2 separate regions of the Homo sapiens genome follow, and region 2 is linked to region 1. Evidence: chromatin loops called from intact Hi-C (ENCODE). Cell type or tissue: mammary epithelial cell. All regions are shown on one strand. Links, peaks and the distances in the headings refer to the core of each region. The heading gives the core; the rest is flanking DNA.

Region 1 (8,380 bases), core at 66-8,065:
TTACCCTACACCAGTTATCATAAAGAGCTCATATGCCAAGCTCAAGTTGAATGGAATCCATAGATGAAGGAAGAAAGTTAAATTAGATAATGAAGGGGGAACACTTGGCACATTCAGAAGCAATTAAATCTTGTAATAGGTAATGACTTTGCCAACTCTAGGCATCAGAGGCTAAATCCTGAGTCAGAAAGTACCCTCTCTGGTCAGATATCTGTACTTTTACAATATTTAAAGAGTTTTTTAAGTTGGGAATTTATGAAGGTTAAAAAGAAGGATTTAAGGCCAGGCATGGTGGCTCACCCCCATAATCCCAGCACTTTGGGAGGCCAAGGTGAGTGGATCACCTGAGGTCAGGAGTTTGAGACCAACCTGGCCAACATGGTGAAACTCTGTCTCTACTAAAAATACAAAACATTAGCCAGGCTTGGTGGTGTGTGCCTGTAATCCCAGCTACTCCCGAGGCTGAGGCAGGAGAATCACTTGAACCCAGGAGGCGGAGATTGCAGTGAGCCAAGGTGGTTCCATTGCACTCCAGCCTGGGCAGCAAGAGCAAAACTCTGTCAAAAAAAAAAAAAAAAAGGGATTTAGTGAGCACTGAAACACTCTGGAGAGGCAGTGAATTCCGATGTCCCTCTCCTGTCCCTCTCTGAAGAATTGGTGGTTAACCCTGGGCCTGACTAGACCTTCTTCAGCAGGTCCCACATGGTTGTGGCTCTACGGCTTGGTTGGGGCTGGAATGCAGTTGAGAGTTAAAACTGACTCAGTTTCTAGGAAGGTGCTGTTCTCAGCTCTGCAAAATGCTGACTGTGCCTCTATAACCCTGTGGTACTAAACCCCCACCCTCAATTTCTGTGGTTTCTCTGAGTGGCAGATTCTCTGGGAAGGCTCAGTATTCTGGGAAAGGGTTGTTTTAGAGTCTATTTGGTAAAAAGAGTCTTTTTCTGCTCAGATTCAAACTTATTTGGACCACATTTGCATAATGACACATTATTTCTCCCTTAACACCAGTACACATCCCCTGGGCAAGGCAATTTGAGACTTGACATTTGTTTAATTACTTGATACCGGGTGATCTTGGCTAAGGCCAAAAAGGGCCTCGGTGAGGCCGGTGACACTCCCACCACATTTGCCAGATACGATCATTAGGAAATGATTTGCATGAGAAGAAAGTGCCCTACAATGAGAGAGGGTCGGGGCTCTTGTAGTGGAGAGATAAGGGAAGTAAAGAAATAGAGAGGATCCTATGTGCAAGAGATCCAGTTGGACCCTGCCTAATATAGGCAGGAGCCAAAGCAGAAGTGAAGGAGCTGTTTTCCCAAGGATATTTCTGATACTCAAGGCACAGCAATGCTGCACCAGAGTGCAGAGGACAAAATACAACCCTGATGCACTTTATTAGCACAGTAATGTCAGGAGAGTTTGCAGGTGAGAGCATCAGGAGACAGTACCCTAGTCAGGAAAGCAGCAGCAGGGTACCTCTCTCAAGTGCCTGTGGGTAAAAGACACAATCAGGAGGCTGGATCAGGAAAATACACATGAGAGAACCATTCTTGATCATTGAGGAGACACCCCCTAGGAATGCCCAGAAATACCCAGATAGTTGGGTGGGGTGGGCAAGACCTAAAAGAGGCTGAGATGCTGCAGATGCAGATAGGGCTAATGTCTAGCACACACAAATTAGCATTCATGACCCAGAAAAAAATTAACATCACTATCGAAAGAATTCTAGTCATACCTGTCATGTGCAAAATTATCTAAAGCACCTAGAACCATTTCTGGCATAAAGCAGGTACTAGATAAATATTATTAAGTTTGCAATTGAAGAGGGATCATAAGAAAGCATGAGAACAGGTCTGATATGCAGTCAGTACATGAACTGAAATGGCTGTACAAGTGCTTACAACCAATGTCCCTTCTGAATGATGTTGATGTTGTTGAGTTTATTCTTTTGAATATTGCCCCTGTATGAGACAATAAGAAATCTGAGATGACTCTGCCCTCCCCTCTGGTAATTGTCAAAGCAATTCTGGGCTGTTCCAAAGCCTACAGTTTCAGCTACCTGCCCTGAAACAAAAGACTCAAGGCAGTTCCCTCATTGCATTGCTTATCTCCACCCTCCCTTTACCTCCCGATCCACAAGGTACTGGTGCTAGGCACATCCAAGCCAAGTGCTCTATGGTCCTCTCTCATGGAAAGACTCAACATCTATGACTTGGGAATAACATAGCTCATCTTTTGTAGTGTTTTGTAAGTTTTGCCCTTAACGTGGGTGCCAGCCCATCTGATAGTTGTTTTGTGAAGAGCAGGGAAGGGTGTTTTACAGCTCAGCTTCTGGGAAGCACAGATGTTACAGGCTGTGTCATGGTGAGGTGGTAAAGGCTGCAAGGAAGGTGGGAGAGCATTAATTATCTTCCTGCAGCTGTTCATTAGCCTACAGACACCTTGTCTTGCCATTTTCAGGACTGACAGCCACACAATTCCAAAGCAAAGAAAACCAGGAGATTTGAAGGAGGAAAAGAAGAACTACCTGAAAGTTAAAATGAAAATCAATGTGCAGAACAGCTGGAGCTGCCCTATCTCAGCTTTCTGGTGCACAGGGTGATCACAGGGCCCTCTCAGCTGCCCTGAGGCTCCGTCCCAGTCAGCATAGCGGGGAGCCCCCAACATAGGCTGCAAGTGAAAAAAAAAAACTTTCAGGTGTATGGGATGAGGATGCAGGGGCAAAGCCTTCTCCTTTGTAAATTTTCACTTTCAAGTGTCGGTGAAAGAAGCTGATTCAACAGCCCTATAAACTTAAATGCTGAGTCAATTCAGGCTGAGTAGAAACACAATTCTCATCAATGATCTAAAGAGAAGCATTTCAAACCTCAATACAGTTAGCCTGCTGAGATCTCACCTGAACTCCATTTTATTTTACTCCCCACAGGGGAAATACAGATGACAGCCTGAAATACTGATAGAGCAATATTCAAATGGATCCCTGTGAGCTTTAGCCTGCCAATCCTAGCACCACGTACCTGGTTCTAGGCACAGTTAAGTCAAGACCTTCATTCTCTACATAGGGTGCACCTTTGGTCCCAGAACCTTTGCCCAGAGCAAGTGTCCTTCTTGTTTCAAAAATGACCTCAAACTTGCACCCTTTCATGAATCCTTGAAGTCATGATGGAAAGACAAATTCAAGGATTCTTTAAAAAATTCATGAAAAATGTGCATTATGAAAAAACTATGCATGGATTTTTTTAAATTGGACCAAAATAAATTCATACTAACTTGTTATAACATGTCTGAACAGAATCTAGTTTGAGGCATTAAGAAGGAGAAGACATCAGTTTGAAAAGATCCCCTATTAGAACAACATAAATTCTGCAAAAATTGAAGAGAGAACAAACATCAAATTGATGGTGAAGCTTGGGTGAAGGAATGGTGAAATCACTGATGCTTTGCGAAGCTTATGGGGACAATGCCCCAAAGAAATCAGCAGTTTACAAATGGATAGTGCATTTTAAGAAGGGACAAGACAATGTTGAAGATGAAGCTCACAATGGCAGAGCATTCATATCAATTTGTGAGACAAAACTAATCTTGTTTGTGTCCTAACTGAAGAGGACCAACAATTCACAGCGGCCAACACCATAACCATCTCAGTACAACTTACACAATTCTAACTGAAAAATTGAATGTGAGTAACTTTCCACTCGATAAGTGCCAAAACAATTATGCTCTGATCAGCTGCAGACATGAGCGAAGCTTTCAATGGAAATTTTAAGCAAGTGGGATCGGGATTCTGAAGCTTTTATTCAAAGCAATGTAACAGGAGACAAACTGTGGCTTTTCCAGTCCAATCCTGAAGACTAAGCACAATCAAAGCAACGGCTACCAACAGGTGGAGGTCCAGTCAAAGCAAAAGTGAACCAGTCAAGAGCAAAGGTTAAGGCAACACTGTTTTGGGACACAAAGGCCAAAGAATGATAACATCTGCTTATTATGAGAGTGTTTTGAGAAAGTTAGCCAAAGATTTATCAGAAAAACACCCAGGAAAGCTTCACCAGCAAGTCCTTCTCTACTACAACAATGCACCTGCTCATTTCTTTCATCAAACAAGGGCAATTTTGTGAGAGTTTCTATGGGAAATCACTAGGCATCCACCTTCCAGTCCTGATTTGGCTTATCCTGGCTTCTTTTTGTTTCCTATTCTTAAAAAAACATCTTTGAAGGGCACCCATTTTTCTTCCATTAGTAATGTAAAAAAGACTGCATTGACATAAATTCCCAGGACCCTTAGTTCCTTAGGGGTGGACTAAATGGCTATTATTATTGCTTTAAAAAGTGTCATGAACTGATGGAGCTTATGTTGAGAAACTGTTTATATTTTTTATCTTTTAATTCCACTTTTCCATGAGCCTTTTGAGGTCTTTTCATGCCTCTTCCTGCCTCAGCCTGTGCCACACACACTTGCTCCTTGTGTGTGCCACTCAAAGAGAAACCAGAAGTATAATCCAGGATGTGGTACAAATTAAGAGTCTCCCTCTGACCAAATCCAGTAACCTTAAAGCTGCAGTCTGTAATATGACCCCTGTCCAAGCCTTCAGGCAGGTGCAGCAAGAGAGAATCTCAGCCAGAAGATGGGTGAATGAAGCCCTCCCCTGGCATTTCATGGGAATTCCTGGCAGGTTAGGATATAGCCCCTACATGTCAGGTCTCATGCTGCCTCCCAGCATTGAAGATTGTCCACTCCTTGCTCATAGGTGTCAGATCCCCACTGATGAGCAATGAGCAGGGCCCTGACCTGCCCTGCTTGCTCTCCCTTGCTGCAGCCTCATCCTACTAACTCTCCTCTCATTGCAACTATCACATTACAGATGACCACATGGTTTTACTTGCCACATCCTGCCCACAGAATGCCACTCACGGGCAATATTTCACAGCTGTTTCTTTGATGACCTTGTCTGTGGTCTTGATCTAAGTGCCACCACATGCCCCAGAATGACAGAAGATATAACATAACCCAAGACAAGGGGAAATCAGAAATGCTGGCTTGTCCCTACCACCACCCCAGACCCAGGCTAAGTCATTTGAGAAAACTGATTTTCATTTTTTTAATTCCTAGGCAAATAGATTCTTGCTTTCTTTAGTCATCAAGTTTGGCCTTTGCTAAAAGAAAAAAAAAGTTCTTCTTTGTGTCTAACCTGAACTCTCAGCTGAAGCTTCACATCATTTCTCCCAGCATCATTCTTAGAAGCTGTGCACATTCCTCATCTTTATTAAGATTTAATGATCTAATTCACATTTAGTCAATATGAATTAAAGGTCATTCTCTGACAAAAACACAGAGAACCAGGTATTAAAAGGCTCTCTACGTCCAGGGCCAGTCACTGGCCCACTTCTCTGGTCTCAAACTCTAATCAGAGAAGATCTGGGCTCTTGCAAAAGCCAGAGTTGATTCCTCTCCCTTTCCTCTCCTATGCTCCCTGAGTGGTAACTCAGAGCTATCCATTTTTAAATGGCTTTCTTCATTCTCAGTAGTTCCACTTTGGGCATTTTGCTATTTTTATATTATTTATATGGGTGTGATCCTTTTGTGATGATTATCTGTGATTAATCCTCGCAGCTATGGGAAAATCAGTATAACGGCTTGTACCACATCTAACAAGAGTTGATGTCTGTGTAGCTTTTTGTGTTACGCAGCTTTGCAAGTTCACTTTAATTGACAAGAGAAAAAGAGAATATGCAATTAAAAAGGTGTTTATTATTTATTTTTTAATTTATAATTTATAGGAATTATGTACATAGTAGACAGATAATAAGGCATGCTTTCAGTGTGATTTAATGAAGCCAGGTGGCACATCAGCAGGGCCCTAGTGCCCTCCAGCAAAGGGCTTCATGTCCTCTTCTTCCCTGGTCTCAGCTGCCATCAGACTGAAGTCACCCTCCGCCCAGTCAAAGGCAAGAGAAATGAGGACATTATGCTAGTCCTAGGAATACGGTCACAGCATGGATTTCAAACTACTGTTTAAAACAGAACTGTGTCTAAATCATCGCACCACATTTCTGACAATATGAAACAGGGAGATGCCAGTTCTCCCACTGACAGGTGCCATCACCCCAGACACTGGCAGTCAGACAAGCACAGCACAGCCCTCGAATTTAAAGGGTTAAAGGGAAGATTTACAGGACCATATTTCTTTCCCAGAAACACCAGGCAGTTCATACGTACACATTTCTCTCCACTAAGACCTAATTTTCCACCATTTCCCTTGATTTGCAGCTCCCTTTTCCCCATTTCTTTGATTTAATGCCCAATTATTTTTTGTCCCATTGCCAGTAAAACAAAATATTTCATAACTGCTTCTGTGAAGTTTTGGATACTGTTTTAAATACATGACTTACACACCTTATATTGCACAATTTAGAGGAATTTGGTGAACATCTAGATATGGATTCTGCATCTTTCTCAACAAGCTGTCCTAAGCTTGACATTTAAAAGCACCATGCCATACTTTAACACATTGCCAGCATGCTCCTGTCTTCCAGCCTCCAGCCAGCACCCTCCTCGGTGTGAAGCTGAGAGGAGGGACACTGGGACCTCATCTCTTCCAATTCCCTGGCCTCCTTTCCCTCCCCTGGCAGTGAGGGCTAAGCGGACAGGGAACTAGTTGGGTAGTCAAGTAATTGGCATCAAGTTCCACACCTGCCACCAACTGACTGTGTAGCCTTGGCTGGTCACCTCACCAATTGATCCTTAGTTACCTCATGTATAAAATGAGGGGTTTGAATCAAATCCCTCCTAATTTTCTTACAGTTATAAAACTCTGGATTCCCTTCTGTGTCCTAGAAACAGGAATTAAACAACCAGACCAATGGGTCTGATTTTGGTATTTGAGGAGGGAGAAAATAAAAGATCAAGAGGCAAGGCTTCTCTACTATTAAAATCCTTTTCCCTGTTTAAGCTTCTTTTGGCCTAATTTCCACATGCATATACACAAGGACAGCAGGACAGAAAGAAATCTTACAGAATTTGTCTCCAATTTGTTTGACAAGCTCATTTCTTTTCTTGCTCATCTTGTTTTACAGTGTATTGCTCTGTTCTCAAAAGGAAAATTAACTTTGTTTTAAGAAGTATGTGTAACTTTGTGAATGCTGCGAAAATACTGGAGCCATCTGGGGTGTTCAGAAACCATTATCACCAAACTCACTCTGGAAATGTGGTGCAGGATGTGGCCACTCAAGTCCAGGCCTATCAATAAGAAAGGAGTACTCAGTATTCACCAACCTCCTTGCCCCAGTCAGTTTCCAGGTTCTATCACATCTGATATCAGAGCCCTTGTTTGAACTCCACCATCTCCAGAGATCCACAATCCAAGGGTCCAGGGCTGGGATTGGGTTCTACAGAGGGCACTCCCTACTCGAGACTGAAACCCCTTCTCAAAGATTATGACAGTGAGGGAAGTCTAGCATGGCTGACTCCACCTTGCTTCTGGCCTCACAGGCTGGCTGTCCTCATTCATTCCTGGGCATAGGCCAAGCTAATCATGGGAGAAAATTAGTTTACACTTTAAACTTGAAGCAAGAATGAAAACAATCCCTCCCTAAAACTATCCCCCAACACTGTTCAGGGACCAAAACCTGTGTATAAAACTAATGAAAAGCCACAAGATTAAGATTATGGGAGGAAAATTGCGTTTGAATTCTACTCAAATAAAGATGTGGTTTCTATAACCCCTTACTGCTCAAGGGTCTTGTGGCCAGAGGTCACAAGATTTGTGACTTCCCCAATTGTTCCTGTAGATAACATCACTATTGTACAACTTGAGATTGGTCTTTTGAGATGTTTTTCAGACTTTTACATTCTGTCAACTGACAAACCCCACCCAGACCTATGATTTATGACTCAACTGGTCCTGTGGCCCCACAGAGAGGTAGACTCAGCACACGAGGACCATTTTCCACACCCCTGTGATTTCATCCTCAACCAATCAGCAGCACCCATTCCCTAGCCTCCTGACTGCCAAATGTTTCATAAAAACCCTAGCCTCTGAGTTCTTAGGGAGACTAATTTGAGTAATAACTCCAGTCCTTCTGTTTGGCTAGCTCAGTGTTCATTGAACTCTTTCTCTACTGCAACACTATGTTGCAGTAGAGACAGCGAATTAGTTTTTTCTGTGCAGTGGGCAGGAAGGCAATTACAAGACAAGAACTAGAGGGACAATAAACACAGAGCAGGAAAGATGAGATTCAAACCCAAGCCCAGAAACCAAAAGGACCAGAGGCAAGGAAACCAGACACGAAGAGCTGGGTGGAGAAAGCCCAAAGAGAAATTAAAGTGAATTAGATAAGAAGATATTCATAAGGCTACCAATACAAGGAGAAACCTGAACAAATT
Region 2 (8,380 bases), core at 238-8,237, 110 kb after region 1:
TCCATGGGCAATGAGCAACAGTGCCCTGGGAAAAGCTTAACTGTGGGCTATGCCCTTGGAATGAGTACACCGAGAGGGAGGAAGGAATCTTTACACATTTCAATGGCATCAAAATGTTCTTTACTGTGGAAAGAGGAACAAGGACTTTCTTTATAGCAAATTGAGTGAAAGTCATGTAGTCCTAGAGCAGTTTCTCAATTTTTTTTTCACTATGGTCCCCCTAAAGCAGCCTTTTTAGATACTATTTTCCTAATCATGAAATTTTAATACCACATATATACTGTATATTATATATATATGGATATATATGGATATATCTGTGCTTTATACATAAAAAGAATAAGATTTTTTGCTGCCCTTCCCTCCCTACACCCCAGAAAGCATGAACTTGGGTCCCACTGAAAACGCACGTCCTACAGCAAGTCAGGGTCAGCAGTTCTTTCATTCATTCCACAGAATTTGCTGTGGGCTTCAGACCAGAGCACCTCACAGTCATTTTCCCTCCTGAAAAGTGGTGGGACTTACTCTAAATTGTCTCATCAAAGAGAAGGGGAAGCTCAATTGAAGTCAAGAAACACAGGAAGCTAGGAGTGAGGTAGAGTAAAAGTAGCCTTATTTGTGGCAGAGGGTCTGCAGGATGGGACTCCAGCTGAAGCTGGCTCAACCCATTCAAGTCTGGCAGGACCCCACCTCCACATTAGTGTCCATAATGCCCCTACCCTAAGGTACAGGACTCCCAGGAAGGTAGGCCTTGCATGCCCCTGCAAGAGCATGCTGAGGCATGGCCACACTCACGTCAAAAAACCCAGGGAATTAGGACAGGGAGGATCCTCAATTCTCCCTAACTAACCTTCCTATTTTACAAAGAGGAAAGTGGAGTACAGAGGGAAGTGACTCAGCCAACAACAGAGTGGCCTTGTTAATGGCAAATGGACAAGAAGGCAGGTCCTGATACCCTCTCAAGAGTGTTCGGTCAAATCTAGCCCTGGCGTATCTCAGCAAAAGATGCTGATCAAGATCCAGCCCAATGCCCTGCTCAAAACAGGCTCCACAGCAGGTTAGAAACATGCAGAAGTTTTCCCAACCACACATGTGGCAATAACAAATGGCTTGCAGCAGTAGTGCCTGAGATGCCTGGGCCCAGGAAAAGTGAGGCAGAGAGACAACCTTGCAAATCAACACCAACATACTCGACTCCATTCAGGAAGCTTGCACTGGTGTTGCTCACAAAACAGCAAGAAGAAGCACCCACAGTAGTCGGAGGCGTTATTTGGGGAACATTGATGTCTGAAGCAGCTCGTTTGCATTCTTAGAACCAGATAAGCTACAAGAAGACTTATCCTTCAAGCCACAACTGTAATACCACCTCTTCCAGGAAGCTCTCACCAACTCTTCCCTCCATTCAATCAGAAGTAAACCCTCCCACCTCTCAAAACATTCAAGTTTTATCATTTTTGTGGCACTATACTGCCTTGTATCATAATCACTATTGCATTCACTTTTGCTTATGGTGTGTCTCCCTTTCTAGATTATAATCTATATTTTAGATGTAGATATAGAGCTAGAGGCTGGGCACGGTGCCTCACGTCTGTAATCCCAACACTTAGTGAGGCCAAGGTGGTGGATTATTTGAGGTCAGGAGTTCGAGACCAGCCTGGCCAACATGGCAAAACCCCATCCTTACTAAAAACACAAAAATTAGCCAGGCATGGTGGCAGGTACCTGTAATCCCAGCTACTCGGGTGATTGAGGCACAAGAATCACTTGAACCTGGGAGGCGGAGGGTGCAGTGAGCCAAGATTGTACCACTGCACTGCAGCCTGGGCAACAGAGCGAGACTCCATCTCAAAAAAAAAAAAAAGAAGAAGTAGAAGAAGAAGAAGAAGAAGAAGGAGGAGGAGGAGGAGGAGGAGGAGGAGGAGGACGAGGAGGAGGAGAAACAAACAAAAAGATATAGGTCTAGAGATGTATATATTTTACATTCCCTTTCAATGTCTAGAACTGGTCTTTGCCCCCAACATATACTTAGTAAGTATTTGTTGACTGAATACTCTTATGTAAAATCTATCAGGGGCAATAAAAAATTACAAATGATTCAACAAAATAGAATTCAAAGAAGAGAAGCCTTAAAGCATTGGTTTTTTTTCCTAATTCCAAAAGCAAATCCTCCTCTTGGAATTCAGAAAGTGACAAGAGTTGTTGACACAGGAATATGGGGGAAGAGGGAGTTACATTAATCAGGGATCAAAACAAAAATCTTTATTTTCCCAAGAGTCCCTTGGCCTCTGCCAGATGCTTTTTAGGAGGAAGAGATTTCACTTTTCAGGGATGATCCCCATAGAAATGGGGGTGAAATTCAGTTGAAAAGGTAAATAAAAATAAAAGAGTTAAAAGAACACCATCAAAAGGCACATAGAACTCCCAAGTCAGAGTTCTAATTGGTCAGGCAAAATAGGATTGTGAATAGAGCAGAAGGCTGCACTGCAAAAGACCCTCAAACTGCCAACAGAAATCTGAAATCCTGAACAATGAACACCAGGCAGGTTTGGAAGAAAATGCTACTTCAAAGATTCCTAGTAAGACCTTTTTACCCATCTGGAGAGACCACACACACACACACACACACACTCACGCTTATGCACATAACTGATGAGAATGTTCCCAGGCCTTGGTAACCTTCCAACAACCATTGTTGCCAACTGCTGTGCCCTTTGGTCCCAAACCACCTGCCTGGTGCAACACAAGCCAGAAATTCCAGCTGAGCATCCCAGGACCATCAAAGTTTACACTAGCCAGGTGACTTCCAAGCCTGAGGGAACAGCCAGCTCAAACGTTTCACTCGGGATCACACCAAAAAGCAGCTGCCTGAATAACAGGACCATAACCAGCTCCACTAAGATTTCCCCTCTGGATAAGAAGGGTCACTGGTGCAGCCAGGATATGCGCCGTGAGGCAGGAAGAAATATTCAGGTAAAAGAAGCAGAGAATGTGATAGTCTATGTATTTCTTTCCGGGGAATTTCAAACCTTCTTGGACACAAAGACCTAGACATGACCACTGACATAGCTTCTCTTTGCCCCTCTACAGCTATCCTAAATCATAAAATAGCTAGAACTTATCCAAGATCACGCAACTCCGGAACTCTCACTCTTAAGCATATACTATACCATGTCTTGTGTTAAGATCCCAGGGAAATCCTCGTAGTTTGTATCTCACATGCTCTCACTGACACAGAGTAACCCCTCAATCTCTCCACTGGGATATATGCATGTTCCTGAGTATTTATCCAATTCAGTAAGTTAAATGAAGCCTTATTCAGCACGTGCTAGGTGAAAATCAGGACTAGATGCAGGGCCAGCTCCATCTGGTGGCAGGAGTCAGGGCTCTCCTCGTTGCAGCTCACCCCCAAGGAGAAGGTGCTTGGGGACCCACTGGCCATAATGCTGGGTGGGATGTTCTGTGCAATGAGCAAGAAGTTAAATCTTCTTGCATCCTTGATCTGCTCTCTGCCTGCCTTGTTTAGTCACTGCCTTCCTTTCCAGATCATGTCCTCATATTTGGTTAGTGTGGTAAATTAAGCCTTCAGCTCCCTACCAACCCCCACATCCCAATGCCTCAGGGTTATAATTTAGGCCAGCTGTGCTCTAGTCTATACTTCCCTAGACCATCTCCCCATTAGATTCAGCTGTCCTCATCCTTCCTACCACCAGAGTGATCAAAACCTGAGGATGGGCCTCAGACAAAAAGACAAAGGAAGCCAGATTTTAGTCCAGTTCTTGAACTCCTCAGGATGCAAAGAGAATGCTGTGACACATACATGGTGAAGCCAGCTCGTCCAGGCTATGAGTTCTATGTGGGGCTTTTAGCCAATACTCTGTAGTAATAAATAGCATGCAATTGTCTGACCTTGTCTTCATGCATTTTCACCTCAAAACCAGTAGTGGTGAACTGGGACTGAGTGAGGAGTCTGGTTTTCAGGATCTCACCCATGTCCATCTCCATGTTAAAGATACAAAGATCAACGACCCATGGTCCTTCCCTTCCTTCGAGGAGCATACAATCTAGTGGAGACATAGATTTCTGACAAGTAGTCAGAAAAAAGGTAGTCTGTGCCCTGGGAACACAAAAGAGGTCATGATGGATGTCAGTGAAAACATTAGAAGAGGTTTTACAGGCCTTGAAGGATGAATCGGATTCTGATGGCAAGGAAGGGAAGTGCAGTCCAGGTCAAGGGAACACGTGAGTAGAGACTATGACGCATGAAAGGGTGTGCAGTTTCGACTCAGACGGATATCAATGGTTGACACACTGGGTGCAGGAAAGGCTCCATGTTACATGACTCGGCTTTTGTCCTTTAACAAGTAAGCAGATACTATAGGTTTGGAGTATTTATTTTCTGAAAACTTCCCTACCTCTCCCTTGAACTCTGGACTAGCAAATCCAGCTCATGGGCTTGGCATGCCTGTACTTGTCGTGGTCACACATATCTCAAACTTAATGTGTCCAAACCAAACTCTTCCTTTTCTCTCCAAATCTACTCTTCTTGAAGTCTTCCCCACCTTTCTGCTGCTTGAGCCAGAAACCTAGGAGTCAGGTTATATTCCTTTCTTTCTGTCACACTCCATAGCCAATTCATCAGCAAATTCTAATAGCTTTACCCTGAAAATATATGCTGAATCCAACCACTTTCTACCACCATCCCTATGGTTACCACCTTGGTCCAATCACTATTATCTATTGCCTGATGTATGTTTGTTTGTTTGTTTGTTTGTTTTTCAGATGGAGTCTTGCTCTGTCACCCAGGCTGAAGTGCAGTGGTGCGATCTTGGCTCACTGCAGCCTCCGCCTCCTGAGTTCAAGCGATTCTCCTGCCTCAGCCTTCTGAGTAGCTGGGATTACAGGTGGCCACAATCACACCCAGCTAATTTTTTGTATTTTTAGTAGAGATGGGATTTCACCATGTTGGCCAGGCTGGTCTTGAACTCCTGACCTCGTGATTCACCCGCCTCGGCCTCCCAAAGTGCTGGGATTACAGGTGTGAGTTACCCTGCCCAGCCTGAGTTATTACAAGAGCTTCTTGTCTGCCACCCAGAGTCTAACCTCTACTCAGAAGCCAGAGTGATCCTTGAAAAATGTAAGTTAAATCATGTCACAGTCACTTCTCTGCTCAAAACCCTTCAGTGGCTTCCCCTAACTCAGAGTAATGGCCAAAGTCCTTACCTTGGCCTCTGTGTCCAACAAGACCTGTCCCTACCATCCTCTCTGAGCTCTTCTCCTACCACTCCCTCCTCCTGCCTCACCCCCACATGCTGGCCTCCTTGCTCTTACTCATTCACCAAGCATGCTCTGCCTCAGGGCCTTTACACGCGCTGCTCCCTTGGCCTGGCTCGTTGCTCTCAGGTACCTGCACACCTCACTCTGTCACTCCAGCCAGGGCTCTACTCAATCACCTCCTTGTCAAAGAGACCATTCCCTGACCTTCACATGTGAAAAACAAATTCCTACAGCAATCACTCTTTTCCCCTTACCTTGCTGTATTTTTCTTTGTAACATTTATTGCCACCTGATGTATTATACTTTGTTTTTCACATATCTCCTTCCACTAGAATGTAAGCTCTATGACAGCAAAGACTGTTGTATTCACAGATGTATCTCTGTGACTAGCATGGTGGCTGGCACATAGTAAGTGCTCAATAAATATGTATGGTGAATAAGCACAGAAGTATACACAGTGCTATTTTGTAATGTCTAGATCAAGAAGGTGCATGTCTAGAGTCAGAGACACCATCAAAGACCACCAAAGAGGTTCTTATAATGATTCAAGACAGTCATGGATGAAGTCCAGAGCTAGGGCAGATCCGGGGCTTGCATATGTTTATATACACACTTACGTTATTGGAAGCATAAATAAATAGTGGGTCTCTGGTCATGTCTAGTAGCTTCAAGTCACAGCAAACCCAACTCAAAGGGACTAGAACATTAACGCAGTTCTTTGTGTCCACCAATAAGCATAGAGAGAAAGGTTCCAGAGACGGCTAATTTAGCAGCTCACTGATAACACTGTGGACCCAGTTTTTTCCATCTTTCTGTTCAGACATTCTCAGCATTTTTTGTTTTGTCCTCAGACCTGTCCCCTTATGGTCACAAGGCAGCTATGGTGGCTTCAAGCATTACATCCTCAACTAGCAATCCCCATCATCCAGAGACTATTTAAGAGAGAGCATTCCTTTCCCAGCACCACTTTAAGAGTGAGGGGAGCTCTCCAGAAATCACAGAGCAGATTTCTCCTTCCATACCATTGGCAGAGTTTAATCCCATGCCCATTCCTAACCAGTGCCTGGCAAGGGAATGGGAAAGCTGTGACAATCTTGGCTTAATCAAGATTTATACAAGGGCTGGGAAGGACCACTGTCCCCTGAAACCAGTGTCTTAGGATGCCTGAGCCAAATTAGGGTTCTGTTAGGAAGGAAGAGGGGAAGAAGAGCTATTGTCTGTTTGTGACAGAATGAATAACAGCCTGGGAGACATCTAGTTCCTCCTCCCTGGGGCCTACAAATGTTGCCTTATGTGGCAAAAGGACTTTACAGATGTGATTGAATCAAGGATCTTGAGATGGGGAGATAAACCTGGATTATCCAGGCACAGCCAATGTAATCAAAAGCCTTCTTAAAAGAGGGAAACAGAGGGAAATTTGAAAGGGAAGAGAAGAAGGCCATGTGATGAAGGAAGTGGCGATTGGAGTGGTGCGGCCACGAGCCACCAGAAGGTGGAGGAAGCAGGGAACAGTTTCTCCCCTGGAGCCTCCAGTAGGAACCAGCACTGCAGACACCTGGATCTTACTCCTGCAGGCCTCATTTCAGACTTCTGGCCTCCAGAACTGTAAGGTGATAAAGGCATGTTGCATGAAATCACTAAGTGTGGCAATTTGTTACAGCAGCCATAGGAAACTGATACAGCTGGGGAACCAATGATGTCCATCACAAGTAGAAAAGCATTGGAAAAGGCCTATTAGATATTAGGAAGACTTTCACTCAACTTTTAATAAACAGGGGCTTTAATAAAAATTCATCACAGCATACTATGCAGCCATAAAAAATGATGAATTCATGTCCTTTGTAGGGACATGGATGAAATTGGAAATCATCATTCTCAGTAAACTATCACAAGGACAAAAAACCAAACACCGCATGTTCTCACTCATAGGTGGGAATTGAACAATGAGAACACATGGACACAGGAAGGGGAACGTCACACTCTGGGGACTGTTGTGGGGTGGGGGGAGGGGGGAGGGATAGCATTAGGAGATATACCTAATGCTAAATGACGAGTTAATGGGTGCAGCACACCAGCATGGCACATGTGTACATATGTAACTAACCTGCACATTGTGCACATGTACCCTAAAACTTAAAGTATAATAATAATAAAATTTTTAAAAAAGTGAAAAAAACAAAAAAAAAAATTCATCACAGCCCCGCCTGCTTCTGGCTTCTTCCATAGCAAGATGTTGGAGGCTGAGGCCAGCCCTGGGCCAGTTCTCTTCCACTTTGCTTGGCCTCTTATACAGCAGTAGCTTTAGGAAATACTATTTTCAGACCTGACATAGAGAAATCATCTTATTTTTTAAGAGCATTTGCTTCCCTAGCTTTTTCTTTTTTTATTTTTTCCCCAGTGGGAGGAGGAGAAAGAGAAGACTTCATGCCCTGAAGTAGAGATAATTACCTTCCAGATTTTAAAACTGCATTCCCACTGCTTATGCCATTCTGATCAAAGTCAATCATGAATTAAGAACAAACTGGGGCCCTCTATTCACTATTTCCTTAAATAATCTTTCTTCGTCTCCTCTTTGAGGAAAAAAAAATTTAATCCAAATACTATAAACCATAATGATCATGTTTCACGTTTATATTCTCAAAGAACATCAGCATCATTAGGCAGTTAATGCATCTGCCACTTCTCTTGGTGAGGCAGGTCAGTACCGTTCTTCTCTCTGAGCAACAGCCATCCAGGTGCCATGAGATTCAGCCCTCACTCATCAACTTGTCATCCATCAGTCACAGAGTCAGGGCTGGAAACCAGGTCGGCAGAACCTCAGATCTTTCCAACATACATAGGACCAGTAAGGGCCAACGGCCTCCAGAGAAGATTGAGTTAAAAAAGAAAAAGCTTATCAATTAATAACAGGATTTAAGTGGATTGTTCCCATTCTTTAGGAGAGATAAGATTTGTGACTAATAAACAGAAAACAGAAAACAATGTAAAATCCAACAGCTACGTTGTATGGCACAGACAATAGAGCTGCAGCAATTCAGAGAAAGGAGAGGTGATTGAGGAGGTGTGTCCCCGTGGAGTTCTCTTTTTCCCATGGTTTATATCAACT

Evidence for each region. A loop is a pair of places that touch in the nucleus more often than their neighbours do. Peaks named below come from ENCODE experiments on the same cell type or tissue, not always from the same donor. Only the 100,000 strongest peaks of a DNase experiment are listed, where the experiment ranks them.
Region 2: a loop joins it to region 1, with 4 times the contacts of the local background. A loop is called at or near these places in 3 of 110 quality-filtered maps.

Annotation. Positions count from the first base shown.
Region 1 is chr1:177,796,053-177,804,432 of GRCh38, forward strand. No RefSeq gene overlaps it. Among named protein-coding and RNA genes, the nearest start is that of LINC01741, 100 kb to the left of the region's middle. In mammary epithelial cell, for the core only: no CTCF peak of the experiment used is centred there; a DNase peak (open chromatin) is centred at 4,779.
Region 2 is chr1:177,910,515-177,918,894 of GRCh38, forward strand. No RefSeq gene overlaps it. Among named protein-coding and RNA genes, the nearest start is that of SEC16B, 55 kb to the right of the region's middle. RefSeq lists an enhancer at 4,140-5,339. In mammary epithelial cell, for the core only: a CTCF peak has its summit at 3,377 (motif pointing left); a DNase peak (open chromatin) is centred at 5,337.